Linked DNA regions of Homo sapiens: region 1 is linked to region 2. The links are chromatin loops, found by intact Hi-C in ENCODE. Cell type or tissue: heart right ventricle. All regions are shown on one strand.

The links. Hi-C counts contacts between places; a loop is a spot of excess contacts. Peaks named below come from ENCODE experiments on the same cell type or tissue, not always from the same donor. Only the 100,000 strongest peaks of a DNase experiment are listed, where the experiment ranks them.
Region 1: it touches region 2 in a loop (4-fold over the local background); 22 of 110 quality-filtered maps call a loop at or near these places.

The regions. Positions count from the first base shown.
Region 1 is chr11:75,202,671-75,207,670 of GRCh38, reverse strand. SLCO2B1 (solute carrier organic anion transporter family member 2B1) reads right to left here. Exons shown (of 14, transcript NM_007256.5): 12 at 4,706-4,770; 13 at 4,244-4,364; 14 at 1,122-3,271. The coding sequence ends at 3,091. TPBGL-AS1 (TPBGL antisense RNA 1) reads left to right here. Exons shown (of 6, transcript XR_950308.4): 6 at 1-1,633. Among named protein-coding and RNA genes, the nearest start is that of TPBGL-AS1, 20 kb to the left of the region's middle. RefSeq lists an enhancer at 3,845-4,711. In heart right ventricle, CTCF peaks have their summits at 2,339 and 2,546 (motif pointing right); a DNase peak (open chromatin) is centred at 2,550.
Region 2 is chr11:75,020,565-75,025,564 of GRCh38, reverse strand. It overlaps a transcript of NEU3 not described here. Among named protein-coding and RNA genes, the nearest start is that of NEU3, 34 kb to the right of the region's middle. In heart right ventricle, CTCF peaks have their summits at 2,292 and 2,498 (motif pointing left); a DNase peak (open chromatin) is centred at 2,504; H3K27ac peaks cover 1,240 bases.

The DNA.
Region 1 (5,000 bases), 180 kb before region 2:
AGACTTAATGTCTTCTCCTCCCAGCTTCCTGGTACAGTGTAAGAAAGTAAGCTTGCAGATGCAAATGCTTGTGGCTCTTCATTGACCAGAGGCTATATTAGGGGAGAGGACTTCCCTGGGACCCCCACAGGGCCTGGAAAACCCCTCTGGCCCTGACTTGCTCCACCCCTTGGCTCTTGACCCATTTCTCTCTTGGGTAACTCCTGAGTCTCCTCACCATGTCCAGTTTGGAAGACTTTAGGCACAAGGACCTCGTCTTTTCCTTCAGATCTTGGCTCAACCAAGAGGCGGACTCACCGTGATGTGAATGCAGCTTGAGCATCCAGGACTCTCCCCAGATCCAGGGAGGGCCTCAGCGATGTGTTCACGTTGTCATATTTTTATAAAATTTGCAAAGGTAAGATACTTTAACCACAATCAAAATTACTATTTTCTTCCCACTCCAACTTCCCTTGTGTTTCAATTTTCCTTTATGTGGGATAATTGGAGTGGCCATGGGCACTTCTGGGATCTGACCAAGGGGAAGCTGAGTGGGGGACTGATTTGAGTTGGGTTCACTGGGATATGTTTATGTGGTTTTCTGAAACAGAGGATATATTAATATTTATGTGGTTCTCTGTGTATAGATAAATCATTGCTAGTAATCTCTGTGTAGAGAATAGCTTCTAGGAATTCTACCCACTGCCCAGCTCACTTGGCATGGTGATATTAAGTTGCCATATGCAGAGGTCATATCGTGATATGAATGTGTGTCATGGCACCCAGCCCAGGAAGTATATGGGCAGTAGACAAGAAACAGGAGAAACCAGGTTTGAAATGTACAGAGCCAGAAGCTAGTCTGTGGAAAATTCTTCTAATCATCAGGGGGAGAAAATGTGTCTCAGAGGTTAAGCAGGGCAGTTAATAAAAGTATTACGCATTTTGGGGGGATTGTGTGATGTATCTGTTTTGATTTCTTTTCTCATTATAGGTAAATATAGGTACCTTGTACCTAATTTTATATTCATAATTTTGTATATTTTTCTTAAAGAGGGCTCCTCAAATTATAAAACCTTCAGTTCCCACAAGGTCTACACATCCAACCTTGGCTCCATCATTTATTTTCTGTGTGATCTTGGGGAAGTCACTTGTGCTTTCTGAGCCAGTTTCCTCTTCTATAAAATGTGAATGACAATTTGGACAGGTGAGGATTCAGAAATCCTCATGACCTTATTCCATTTTTGAAACCATTAGTAGACGAAGACACTCAAACAAAAATTAGACCAGAATATAAAGATTGGAAAAGATGTAATATACAAGCAATAATGGTGAGCAATGAATCCAGTAAAACCTAAATCTAAGTTAATGGAAATGATGTGGTTGTTGCAAACCTCTAATGCAGTTTATGAAGAAAGAATTTTTGTAATAGAAGAGACATTATGCAAGAACAAATTTAATAATAAGCTGTATCTATAATTCCAGACTTTTTTTCCCTGCAAAACCTGGGAAACAAGAGGGATGAAGGAATATAAACATCCTAAAAGCCTCATATTGTTGAAGGAGACTTTGAAATTCTTGGCGTTGATAGATACATGCTCAGATATTTATTAAACATTTACAGATACCAACCAGCAAAATAAAAAGGGAATTGGAACTTCTGTACCTCCCTTTTCTTTTATCATGTGGGAAAGTCTCAAAGCCCTGGCACTGGGAGCTGCTCAGAAGGCAAGGGCCACATGTGCCCCCAGCTTCCCCCCACCCCCAGCACAGGGCCAGGAAGCCACTGCTGGTGGCTCCCTGTCTGCTGCCTCCCGAGCAGTAGGTCCCAGCGAGGTGGGGTGGTAATAGGTTGGGCTGGGAGCAGATTAGCAAACCCTCTCCTCCCCGCAAGGAAATAACCAGGCCAGATAAGACTAGCCATAAAACAAAACAAGGGCTGATGTAGAAAAGGATTGGATCATAAGACACGAGCAAGCCATAGCATCACTCATTACACAGAGCTGAGCTTTACTGCTCCCAGCACTACAGTCCTGGGCCTGACACCAGCCCAGGCATCGGAGAACCAGGTGCCACCCCCAAAAAACAGTGTCACAGAACTAAACATTATCCACACTGCCCCAGGTGACACAGACCCAGGCACCCAGGAGAAAATAGAGAAATTAGGATCCTAGTCACAAAGGTCACAGGGACTTTGGTGGCCCCTGGTCACATGTGTGAAATCTTGGCAATGTGTAGGAATCAGTGAGTGCGCGCTGAGTGTGTGTTTGTCTGAAATTAGAAAATACCCAAGTGTGGGCCTGAGTCTCCCTCCCTACCCCAGGGCCCAGACTTGCCCACCCAGGGCCCTAAGGCAGGTGTTGGGCCTCACCCTCAACCGTGGCTCCCTGAGGGCAAGGGCTAGAATTTCCTGAGATGGAGAGTGAGTCTCCCCGCTTCAGCTAAGGATTCCTGGGGCCCCCACACAGGCCTCTTGAAGGCCCTGCCAAGTCTGGGTGTCCCACTCCTGAGGCCAGCTCCGTCCTCCCTGTGGGAGTCTACCCAGGGTCCAGCTCAGTGCTCTGCCTCCAGGGGGCGCCAAAGGGACACTTCTTAAAGGCTGCTGGAGTTGGGGAGGAGAGCTGAGTGTACCCTGACCGCACAGATGGTCATAGCTGAACGAGCCTGAAGGCTGGCAAGTTCATTCCTACCTGACAGGAGATGGCTAAGGCTCAAAGAAGGTGATCCAGGCGAGTGCAGACCTGGGCTGGGGCCCAGCATGGAGGGCAGCCTGGCCCACTATGGCTCACTTTGCTATCCTAGGGCCCCAGGGAAAGGTATACTTCTTTCCACCCAGGAAAGCCTGGCCCCAGGACAGCTGGCTGGCTGGGGGAAGGAGGAAGAAGACCCTCTTGCTCCAGAAATGGCCAACACAGCAAATGCCCAAACAACTCTTTGGTTCAGACTAGCAAGCAAAGGCTGAGAGAGGATCAATGTCTTGCCTGAAGTCACACAGCAATTTAGTGGAGGAGCCAGAATGGAACACAGGGCTCTTGACACCCAATCTTGGGCAAAGGACTCAGAGGAGGTACTGCTGTGGCTGCTACTCTTGGCCAGGTGGGGCCCCAAGACAGCTCACACTCGGGAATCCTCTGGCTTCTTCCCTGGCCCCGACACTAGCAATTGCTGCTCTACGGCAGGGCTGGATCTGCTCTCTTTGGTCCTTGCCTCTTTGTCCTGCTGCCTCAGGACAGCCAAAACTAAGGCGAAGCAGATCACAGAACCTGTTTTGAAGAAGAACTGGAGGCCGATGAACCTGGGGAAAGAATGGGGACCCTTGAACTCAAGAGCTGCCAGGCCAGGGCATGGACGTCAGCAGTCATCACTCATTGTGAAATCAGAGATACTGAGGCCTCAGGGAGACATTGACCTCTGCTGTGGCTCTTCCCTGGAGGAGGGGGAGAGGCTCTGCAGAGGAGCCCTGGGTGGGAGCAGAGGCCTGGCCATCTTCATCGCCCTGTCCTGGACTCTGCTCTGTGGCCTGGCCTGGCCCTGCCTCTCTCCGAGCCCAAGGGCTCAGGGGGCCTGACAAGTGCAATTTTATATTGCGCCACCTGCCACAAGAACAAACGGATTCCCTCTCCCCTGTTTAACTATCAAAGCCCTTGTTTGACTTTTCCTTTTCTAGGAAGCCCCCTGTGGACAGTCCCAGCCCACAGAAACTGTGCCCTCCTCACCTCCTCAGAGCTGAAAGTGACCAGCTCCCTGTCCCCAGCCCTGCTAGCAAGTCCTCTCCACATCCATCCCAGGCCAGCCGCCTCTGTGCCTTCAGGTTCCTTTGAGTTCCCCTTTGTACAGATGGGAAGACTGAGCCCCAGACAAGATAAGTCCCATGATGAGGGAGACAGAGCTGGGCCTGAAACCCAGGCCTCCTGTGTCCTAGACAGGGCTTTCTCCCCAGCCCTTCACCCCAAGTCCCTCTCGCAGCATGGCTGCTCCTCTGTTTCTCCCCAAGTTCCTGCATAGACTCTGTGGTCAAGGCCCAGCTCTGCAAGTTATTAGCTGTGTGACCTTGGGCTACTTGCTTTAACTGTCACTTTCCTCATCTATAAAAGGAGGGGGGCAGTGTTTAGCTTGAAGGACTGGTGAGCTCAGCACTGAATATATAATGACACCTGTCACCTAGCAGGTAGACTTAAATGAAACCTCCCCTCCCTGCTGGTATCCTGCCTGGGACTCTGAGAGTATTTCCAGCACCCTTCCCACAAGCCATCAAACCAGGTCTCACCGGTTTCGGAGCAGGTCATTATTGTAGTAGCGACAGACAGCTCGACGCCCACAGCTCAGGGCCCAGTGCACACAGGTGGTGTCGATGGCGCTGCCGTGGATCACGGGGCTGGGCATCCAGGCTGAGGGAGGTGGTGCTCAGGGGACAATGAAGGCCCACCGTCCTACCCTGCCCCCTCCCTGGCATGTACAACCCCTCAGGGGCTCTGGGTTACTGGGGCCTCTTGGCTGTCTGGCCCTCAAGCCCGCCCCACCCCTGCATCCGAGGTGGCTTCCTGACGGGCTGTCTAGACTCTGCCTCTATACCCCGCTCTAGGAGAGCTGGGCCAGGTCTGTCACCCCATGAGCTTGTGAGCCCTAAGATCAGGGATTGAATTCCGCTCATGCCTGTGCCCCAGGCCTGGCACACAGTGGGCATCTGGACCCCATCACCACCACCAATGGTCCCAAGCAAGATCTTTACCCAAAATCCTCAGGAACATGAACTGGATGCCCACAGCCAAAGTCTTGTCTTCTTTCTTCACTCCTCTAACAAGCAGAGACATGGGCAACATGAGGTTGGAGGGGTTCCAGCCCCCAAGGGCCATGCATCAACGTTGAAGGGTTCTTATTATGCCCTTCTCTCCCACCACCCAGAGCCAGCCTCTCTCCCATCTGATGATCTAGGCTGGGGGCTCAGGGACGTACCCCATCCTTTTTCAACCTGCAGAGCCTGGTCCCATATACAAGACAACACACCCACTGACCATCAGGGTCCT
Region 2 (5,000 bases):
GACCTGAGCAGAGGGGGTGAGAATGAAAGTTGTCCCTGAGTGGGTCCTAGATCTAAACAGGACCCAATAATCTTGGAGCCTCATGACTTCCTAGTAAAGTCAATGCCATCATCTCCATCGTACAGCTGGGAAAACTGAGGTTCGAAGAGGCTAAGTCACCTTCCTAAGGCCACATAGCAAGTAAGAGACAAAGCTGAGGCTTCCCCTCTGGTCTCAGACTCCAAGTGCAGGCCCTTCCTGCTGCTGTAGCTGCCCATCTTTTCTGGAAAATCAACTTCACTCAGAGAAGAGCTCTCATCCTGCCTTGCTGTGGAATGGCTGTGGCCTTGGCCCAGTCCAGTTGCCTCCCTCCCTGGGTCTTAGCTGAGTGGGGAGGAGGGTCCACTAGATGTCTGAGGTCTGCCTGCCTGCTCTTCTAGTGGGTTCCAGTCTCTCCACAGCTGGGCACCATCCAGGCTACTCCCCATCCTACCTCCTCTCTCTAATAATTAATCTCCAGCCAACAGTCCCAGCTGCAGTGCTTTCATCATCCAATTACCGGAGTTGCTGGCACAATAAATCTTGGTCATACAAATGCAGGCAAATCTGCAGCTATTTTCATGGCCATTACTGTGCATAGGACATTGGGACTCAGGTCATTTGCCTTTCTGACATGGAGTCCTGCCCCCCACTCCCTATCTTCACCATCTTCTTTCATTTTTCAGTGGCAGCTGCCTCCCTCCCCCATCATCTCCCAAGCACCTGCTCCTCCCTTCCCCTCTCCCATCTTTATAAAGGCTGTAGGCCAAAGATCAGAAGACTGTGTGACCTCAGCCAAGTCAATTCTCTGACCTTCAATTTCTTCACCTATAAGACAGAAAAAGCATGATTGACCTTATAGGGTTTTGTGAAAACTAAATAACCCAAGTGCAGTATACATCTCACTGGTGGTAGGTATGACCTACTTCAGTGGTCTTTGCTATTTTTTAATAGGTATGTATATAATTTAATGTATATTAGGAAAGATAAATCAAACCAGTGATTTCATGAATATTATTCCTTAGGAGACCATGAATTAGGTATTTTCATAAAATATGCTAAAGAAAATTATTAAGAATCCATGGATTTAGCAAAAATCATGGAGGAGGCACATGCATGAGAGAAACTTGAGAAACGTTGACATAATGACTGCGTGCTGCTTGCCTTTATCACTATTTGCTCTGTTCTCCACTTTCCCTCAGTTTCTGCAGAGGGATGTGTGGTGCCCTACAGAAGAAGGGGACTCATTGTGTTCTGAGAGGCTAACTTGCTCTAGTTCAGGGCCCTTCATTCATGTGAGAACCACCTCCCTCCCCTTGGGGCCTGTCCCATGCAGGCCCTGTGCTGGGTGCTCGGAACACAGAGCTCAAACGACAGCCCTGCGTTCAGGAAACTCCCAGGAACTCTCCTCTGAATCTGGCAAGGGAGCTGTCACTACCTTTACCTGACAGGACGTATAGCAGGACTTTCCTTGAGTTCTGGATTTGTGGAATTGCAGTGAAGGCCCAAAGCTGAGGACAAGAGGCTCTAAGACCACACTCTGTAAAGAGAGACATGAAGGAGCGTACACGTGCACACACACACAAAGAGAGGACATAGGAGGGAAGGGGGGAGAAGTTGGGGTGGCCTTGTGAACACTGCGGTGTTTGTGCTGAGAGTCACTGCCATGATGGGGAATGGAGAATGTGCCCAAGCCCTGCATAGAAGCTGGGCGTGCCTGCCAGAAAGGGAGCCTCACCCTGGCATCTGGGCAGAAAGTTTGCTGTGCCGAGAACTCACAGGCCCACCCTGGGACTGCCACTGAGCAGCACAGAGGTAAAGGGGTATCCAGTGGCGGGAAGCCTGCTGAGAGGGTCTGGTCCATCCAGCAGAGCCTGAAGGGAACATGGTGAGTACTGCAGGAAGAATGCACAGGACTCTCTCCCAGTGTTTCCTGGCTGTAGGCAGGCATGGAAGATCATAGGAGTTTCCATGGCTCCATACAAAGAAGCACACAGATTAAAATAGGGGAAGGATCCACAGGGCTGTTCAGATGGCCTCAGACCAGGTAAGTCTGACCCCACCTAAACAAGAGGTTGGGCCCTGGGCCTCTGATGGGAGTCCAAGGAAAACTCGGCTGCCCATCTCTGAGTGAGGCTTGGCAACAGCAGGCACAGAGGAGAAACTGAACATCGTGCCAGGAAAGTCATGCCCACCAACTCCCAGCTAACAATAGGTCAGCAGAATTCACCAGCCTTGGAACCAGAAGCAGATCTCATGCTCACACGCACACACACATAGAACTTCCTCCTCTGTAAAGCCACCATCCCTCTTGGACATCAATTTCCCCTTGGGACAAAAGAGTTATAAAACTGCCTCAGGGCAGTTTTGAAAATCCAGGCAGAGACTGCTGTTCTGCCACCAACCATAGGCATTACTGCTTAAAATTCCAGGGTGCTTGTGGCCTGCAGGGAGTTGGGGGAGATTGCCACCTGGTGGTCAATGTTGGCAATGCCATGGAGCTTGCAGCAGAGTCGGGGACTGGGAGTCCTCAGGCTCAGAGCCAGGCCTGACTATCTGTATGACCTTGAGCAAGTCACTTCCACTCTTGGAGACTGTTTTCTCAACTAAAATGGGGAATAATGTTGCCAGCCTTGCAGAACCATAGTGAAGATTAAACCTACTGCACTACTGTGCCTGTCTTGAGCAGGGCCTCAATAAAGTTTTGATCCACCTGGGTCTTGTTCCCGCAGGATATGAGCAAGGGTCAGCTCCAGGAGACAGAGGGGGAGGTGAGCCACGCTCATAGAGATCCCCAGCTCCCCAGGTTTCTTTCACTGCCTGCCACCCAGGACCGTCTTTCTGTGTGTGTGGAACTGTTCTTAACCTAAACCTGGACAGCTCTTTGGATTCCAGATGTTCAGAACCGTGAAATGCTGACTCTAGAGTCTGGATCAGGAGAGCTCATTCCAGGCCTAGTTCTGTCACTAACTTGCTGTATAGCTTTAGTCAAGTCACCTGGTTAATATCTAAGCTTTGGTTTCCTCTTTTGTACAAAGCAGGTAATGATTCCTGCTCTGCCTTTCGGCTCTGCATTGTGCTATAACTCACTTCCTTACCCTCAACTCTTGAAGGAAAGTCTGTTACGTGCACATGCTTGCACCTGGTGCTTTGGGGAAAGAGGCAGCAAGGGCAGCATCAGAGCCTGGAGCAAAACAACTCAGTCACAGTCACAAGAATGCAATAGCAGCAGGAATTAAGAGTGAGAGGTGATCAGAATATAAGCTCCCAGGAACTCTCAGGCTCTTGGGAAAGACTCTATGCTTCGCCCAGAATATAGGATGATGACCTGCAAAATCTTTTTTTTTTTTTTTCTTGAGATGGAATCTCACTGTGTTGCCCAGGCTGGAGTGCAGTGGCGTGATCTCAGCTGCCTGCAGCCTCTGCCCTCCGAGTTCAAGCAATTCTCCTGCCTCAGCCTCCCAAGTAGCTGGGATTATAGGCACCCGCCACCACGCCTGGCTAATTTTTTGTATTTTTAGTAGAGAGGGGTTTCACCATCTTAGCCAGGCTGGTCTTGAACTCCTGACGTCATGATCCACCCGCCTCAGCTTCCCAAAGTGCTGGGATTACAGGCGTGAGCCACCGCACCCGGCCGATGACTTGCAACATCTTAAGAAACTGAGGGAAAGTGTGATTCCAGAAGGGTGGAGGAGCAGACAATCTGAGGACTTCCATATTACCCAGATCTCTGACTCACTAGAGGGACTGTTCTGGGATTTGTGGGACTGTTCGCTGGGAGCCTCACTCCCACATGGGAAGGACTGACTACGGTATTATTATCCATACCTATCCACCTGAAGTTGTTTCCAAGCCTTGGACAGAGCTGTGCAGGGCCCATGGTCTCCTCTGACTACTCCTTACAGATACCTCAGATTTTAGACTTTTGTCTTGCTAGCCCCAGGCAGTCTTACAGATAACATGTCCTAATCAAATTCAGACCCAATCTCATTTGGTAAAAGAGACCAAAATGATGAGTTCTCAACTCTGTACCCAATTCAGGTGACCCTCTCAGGCTTGGGGACAAACCTACTTGCCACTCGCCACTTACCCACAACTGCCCACCCTATCATTTTCACTTACATACACACTAATTCAACAAGCTCTGTGGGGCCCATACTCTCTGCCAGACCCTAGGCTGGGCACTGGGAACACAGAAAGGATCAGATGTGGTCCTTGTCCTTGAGGAGCTCACAGTCTAGAAAAGGAGCCATATATAGCAACAGAACATTCCACACAGAATGGGCAGTGCAACGTTAGAAGGGGCACAGTGGAAGGCCAGAAGTGGGGCCTACCTGATCTGGGGTTAGGGCAGGCTCCCCCGTGAATGGCACATTTAAGCTAGATCCTGAGAGGAAAAGGAGGAATTCTATCAAAGAAGGAGAAAGAGCATTTCAGACAAAGCAAGGTGTACACAGAGGCATAAATACTGTGACCTGTTCAGGAACATTGGGCTGTGTATGGAGGACTGTTGTGGAGATGGGGTAGAGAGATCAGGCCCTGAACACCCACATAAAGTCTTCATCCTTCTGGCGAAGGAGCCATTATGTGGGAGAATGGATTGGAGGGTGGCAGGGAGCTGGAGGAGCAGTGAGGACTTGCTTGAGCAGTCTTGACAAGATGTGGCAGGCCCACAGCCTTCACTGCCTCTAGGCCCCCTGAGTGGGTCACTGTGGTTCCTTCAGACACAAGAGAGACCCCTTATTGCCCCAGTCCCACTGACAGACTCTGCCTCCCAGGCCCACTGGCCCTGCCCAGACATGAGAGTGGTGTATTAGTTGTATTAGTCCGTTTTCATGCTACTGATAAAGACATACCCGAGACTGGGCAATTTACAAAAGAAAGAGGTTTAATTGACTTACAGTTCCACGTGGCTAAGGAAGCCTCACAATAATGGTGGAAGACAAGGAGGAGCAAGTCACGTCTTACATGGATAGCAGCAG